Regions from separate parts of the Homo sapiens genome. Here region 2 is linked to region 1. Evidence: read pairs that join two places in POLR2A ChIA-PET (ENCODE). Cell type or tissue: Caco-2. All regions are shown on one strand. Region 1 overlaps MDGA1 (MAM domain containing glycosylphosphatidylinositol anchor 1). Region 2 overlaps LOC285847 (a long non-coding RNA gene).

Evidence for each region. ChIA-PET counts read pairs that join two places held together with the same protein. Peaks named below come from ENCODE experiments on the same cell type or tissue, not always from the same donor. Only the 100,000 strongest peaks of a DNase experiment are listed, where the experiment ranks them.
Region 2: POLR2A ChIA-PET joins it to region 1 with 7 read pairs; 1 of 35 experiments calls an interaction of 5 or more read pairs at or near these places.

Annotation. Positions count from the first base shown.
Region 1 is chr6:37,658,236-37,660,735 of GRCh38, forward strand. It overlaps MDGA1 (MAM domain containing glycosylphosphatidylinositol anchor 1), which reads right to left. Exons shown (of 17, transcript NM_153487.4): 3 at 10-184. Among named protein-coding and RNA genes, the nearest start is that of MDGA1, 38 kb to the right of the region's middle. In Caco-2, no CTCF peak of the experiment used is centred here; a DNase peak (open chromatin) is centred at 1,476.
Region 2 is chr6:35,726,715-35,729,214 of GRCh38, forward strand. LOC285847 (a long non-coding RNA gene) reads right to left here. Exons shown (of 10, transcript NR_027117.2): 8 at 1,794-1,906; 9 at 1,491-1,546; 10 at 48-419. It also overlaps a transcript of FKBP5 not described here. Among named protein-coding and RNA genes, the nearest start is that of ARMC12, 9.1 kb to the right of the region's middle. RefSeq lists a silencer at 1,210-1,439 and enhancers at 1,378-1,672, 1,950-1,999. In Caco-2, no CTCF peak of the experiment used is centred here; DNase peaks (open chromatin) are centred at 1,017 and 1,527; H3K4me3 peaks cover 1,374 bases.

The sequences.
Region 1 (2,500 bases):
TCAACTCACACTGCACGTCCACGCGGATGGACTTGATGGCCGGCACCCCCACGCCGTTCTCAGCCTTGCAGTAGTAGCGGCCGCCCTGCGTGCGTGCAATACGCTCGATGCGCAGCGTCTCGTTGAACACCGATGTCTCCTGGAACTTGTCCGAGGCGCTACCTGCCGTCTTGGTCCACCGTACCTGGGCCGCCAGGCGGGGCAGAGTCAGACTGTCAGACTCACACGGGGTGGGGGCCTCAGCGCTGAGTGCCCTGCAACGGCACCCCCTTTCTCCCATACTTTTTCACAAGCGCACGTGGGGCACACGCAGGCCTAGGAAACGAACCCAGACAGACTCGTGGGAATGCACAGACGGGGTAGAATGCCACGGAGTCAAGAGCTGGGGAATCCGGGATCAGAGGGAAGAGGCTTTAAATGGGGCGCGCAGTGCCGTGGTTAAGAGCATGGATTCGGCCGGGCACGGTGGCTCACGCCACTAATCCCAGCACTTCGGGAGGCCAAGCGGGCGGATCACCTGAGCTCATGAGTTCGAGACCAGCCTGGCCAACATGGTGAAACCACGGCTCTACTAAAAATACAAAAATTAGCCGGGCGTTATGGCGCGCACCTGTGGTCCCAGCTACTCAGGAAGCTGAGACAGGAGAATAGCTTGAACCCGGGAGGCGGGGGTTGCAGTGAGCCGAGATCAGGTCACTGCACTCCAGCCTGGGCAACGGAGCAAGACTGTTTCAAAAAAAAAAAAAAAAAAAAAGACTGATTTCCATCTTGGTCAGTCATTCCAGGGAAAGCCAGCTGTCAGGTCCTGAGCCGCCCAATGGAGGGGCTCACTTGGGGAGGAATTGAAGCCTCAGGCCAACAGCCGCGTGAGTTAGCTTGGAAGTAGATCCTCCAGTCTCAGTCATCCTCCAATGACTGCACCCCTGCCTGACAGCTGGATTGCAGCCTTGTGAGAAACCCTGAGCCACAGCCAGCCAGCTAAGCTGCTCCCGGGTTCCTGTCCACAGGAACTGTGAGACAGTACATGTTGTTTGAAGCCCCTAAGTTTTGGAGTATTTGTTATGCAGTAATACATGATTAATACACCATGATACCCATTCTGCAAGATTATTATGAGGTTTACAAAGAAAGTATATAAATCCCCTATGTGCGGTGTCTGGTATACATTAGTCACTCAACAAATTTCTATTATTATTAATATTGTCTTAGATTATAGAAAAATATCAAGGATTGCATGAGAAACCTAAGCCTACTACTCAAGGTGCCAGAGTTTTAAGAAAAACAGATCAGTTCTAGATAACTAAGTCTAAGGAGTGGGGTAGAGATAGGGGCAGTGGGTAGGGACTTCAGTCTTTAAGTAGGGAGGCTTGTTTATTACAGAGACAGGGCAGGCAGCCTGATCCTCATGAACAGGTCAGGCCAGAGGCCAGAAAAGCAAGGCTGGGGAGAAGGGGTGAAAGGGCAACCTTTCTCATGCAGGGAGGGACCACCCAGGACCACAGTGTTGCTGCTCTCATCCCCTGCCCGCATTTGACTCTACCCTCATGGAGCTAGAGGTTACAAAACCTGGGAAAAGTTAGAGGCAGTTTCAGGCAAGACATACCAGATCAGAGAGTTCTTTGGAGAGATAACAGGGACATGAAAACATTTGATCCTTTTGTACTTGATGTTTTATGTTTACATAAAACATTTTGTCTAGATGGAGTTTGTTTACATACTGCTCAAGCCTTGGTATGCTTTATGCATCTGAGAGTTCCTACCTTTTTTCAATTCTACAAAATTCTCAGTCTTTATCTCTCTCTTTTTTTTTTTTTAATCACTAGAGATGAGGTCTTGCTCTGTCACCCAGGCTGGAGTGCAGTGGTACTCTTGGGCTCAAGGATCCTCCTGCCACAGACTCCCAAGTAGCTAGGACTACAGGTGTGTGCCACCACACCTGGCTAATTTTTTTTTTTTTTTTGGTAGAGCTAGGGTCTCACTATGTTGCCCAGGCTGTTCTTGAACACCTGGCCTGAAGCAGTCCTCCCACCTTGGTCTCCCAAAGTGCTAGGATTACAGGTGTGAGCCACTGCACCTGGTCCTTCATCTCTTTAAATATTGCCTCCTCTCTTTTTCTATTCATTCCTTCTGGAATGCCTAAATTTATGTTGTAGCTTCTCATTCTATCCTCCATGTCTCTCAACTTCTTTTTCACATCTCCTGTCTCTTTGTCTTCCCTGGACTCCATTGGAAATGCATGGCTGATTTCCTCAGATCTATTATCCAATTCACTAATTTTTTCTTTAGCTATCTCTAGGGTACTGAGGCCAACATTTTTAAAGACTGTATTATTTTTATTTCTAGGATTTCTGTTTGCTAATTTCTGTACCTAACTGATCAGGTTTTATAATCTCCTGTATTATGGATTCTATTCCTTCCATTATCTCTTCCAATATTTAATTTTTTTAAATTTTGAAGATCCTTTCAAATTGCTCTGTTTTCTCTAGTTCCTCAGTTGTGA
Region 2 (2,500 bases), 1.9 Mb before region 1:
CCTAACATCCAGCGTGTTTGTCTCTTCAATTGCCCAAGGGGAGGATATCATTTCAATACACCCAATATTTATTGAACATGAACTCCGGTGCCAAGCCTGGCCTGTGGGGGATGAGTTGGAATGGTGGTGGGAGGCGGGGGCAGTGGAGGAGAGGGCTCAAAGAAGAAGCAGACTTTGTTTCTGCCTCAAGGACTTTCTAATCTGGTTAGAAGAACAGGATTAGTAAACAGATCGCTAGAATATGAGACAGGCCACACGCTGTGCCGTGAGAAAGGTACAAACTGAGTGTGCTGGGCGTTCAGAGGAGACAGGAATCAGATTTGGCTGGCACTGTTTCAAGGAAGCTTTATGAGCTGGAGCAGCAGAGATGGGTAGACAGGGAGGACAGGCACTCCTGGCATGAGAAATGGCACAGCAAACTGTGGAGGTGGGAAGGAGGGAGAACAAAGGACTTCAGGACTGTGTCTTAACCTCATGGTGACATTCTTTAGCAGGACCCAATACAGAGCCTTCCACACGGTAAACGTGCGATATAAATGCTTTGTTCCCTCCTTGGTTTGGAGAGGGTGGGATCTTTAGGACCAGCACTTAGTGATGTCTTTCCACAGAAGGATGGGTAAGGAGAAAACGTGGCTCTGAATAAACCAGGGGTTTGGAGCTAAACACAGGGAAGGGTCAGATTCCAGGGGCAGTTTGGGGTCGTCTTCCTTGGCCTTGCCCTTCTTTCACCCTGTCGTCCACACCCACTCGCCAGTGTCTGGGCTCTCCCTACTCCCGGCGTCGTGCCAGGGATTTCCCAAACCGTCCAAAAGGGCTGGGCTTGGTTTGCCAGCCCCGGGAATCCCTGGAGTCTCCGTGTTCCAGGCTTCTGTGAAGGATCAGGGAAGGGGGGCTAGGAAAGGGGAGGCTCCTCCTGGGGATTGCTTGAATTGGCCCCCTCAACACGGGCTTCCGTTGTCACGTGACTGCGTCCCAGGTCTCGCAAGTCTGGGGCTGGCGAGCTCCAGCTATCCTCCTCCCGCCCCCCGGACTGAGCGCTGGAGAAGCACGGACTGAGCGCTGGAGAGCGCTGGCGGCAGCCTGGGTGGCTCCTTCTGCTCGTAGAGCTCCCCACACCTGCTCCCTCCCCCAGCTGTGCTAATCCAGGCGCCACCCAAGCCTGGGGTACCCAAGCAGGGGCAAATGGGGGATGGCTAGGTCTGGGTGCTCCAAGGCCGGTGAGTGGGCAGGGCTGCGGGGCCCACGCGCGCCCCGGAGGTTGCTCGCCAACCCCTGCCCCAGCGTGCAATCGCATGGTTGCGGCGGCCGGGAGGCTGCGCGCCGAGCGCAAGCCGCGAGCACAAACAGGGCGAGGAGGCTGGTGTGAGCGCCTGGGCCCGCTGCCAGCGCGCCGGGGCTGGAACACAATGTCCCGAGCGGGCGGGCGGGCGGGCGAGCGCGAGCGAGAACAGCCTGACTCAGCAGCTGGGTAAGTGGGTGTGCTCGCTCACCAGATCAACCGCTCTTGCAGCCTGCGGTCAGCGACGACCCGGCACTCGGCAGCTCCCTGGAACGGGAGGGGCAAGCATACGGCCCGCTCCTCTGCTCGCGCCCCAGCCTGCCGCGCGAGACCTCCACGTGGCCGGTTTGCGCATCCCTCTGCCTTCTCGCCCCTCTATTAAAGCGTCTCCCAGCCCCCAGCCTGAGCGCAGCAGGCTCTGCCCACCTGGGAGAAGCACTCTCCTCACCCCACCCGACAGGTGTGGCCAGGCACACAGCTGCTGTGTACATGTCCTGTTTTCCCCAAATCTCACCCCTCTGGGACGCCTCGGAAGGTCTTGGCATGGGGGATGTAACTCTTAGTTGCAAACAGAGGTAGGAGTTTGTTCTGGGGTAGTGGTGGAGTAGGGAGCCGAGGAAGGGGATCCTAGGAGAAAAGAGGGACATAGGGCAAGAGGATCTCCCCTATCTCTGTCCTCAGCTGACCCAGAGTTCAGAGTCTCTTCCTGCCCCCTCCCCTCAAAACCACTAGGCCCCTGAAGATTTCCTCCTCGGAGGGAGGGAGAGGCAGGTGGTGTGGTGTTTTGAAGCCCGAGACCCTGCTTTTCTGCCCCCACCCCCAAACCACAATAAAGACCCAATAAAGATCCTGCCACCTAGCCACAAAGCTCCTCCTTCCCCCTCTATGCAGGGGAAATGGGGTCCCATTTGGGGTCCCCACTGGGGACTTATGCTGTCCCTATGCTGTCTCCTGGCGTCTTGTGGGGCCATTGTGAGGATGACAGCAGCCCAGAGCAGGGTTATTCCTGGGGGTGGGGACCTGTCTCACGTCCCAGCTTCCTGGGGTGCCTGCGCAGTGCCCTGAGGGATGCTTTGTGCCTGGAGAGTGCCAGGACAGGCGGGGAGGAGTGGTTCCGGGAAAGGCCCTGGCAGGCAGCATAGGCCTGGGCTCCAGGGCCTTTGAGAGTGGGCCTAGGGGAGGGACCTCAGGCTGCTGAAGTGCCTCACCTGGGCCTCCTGC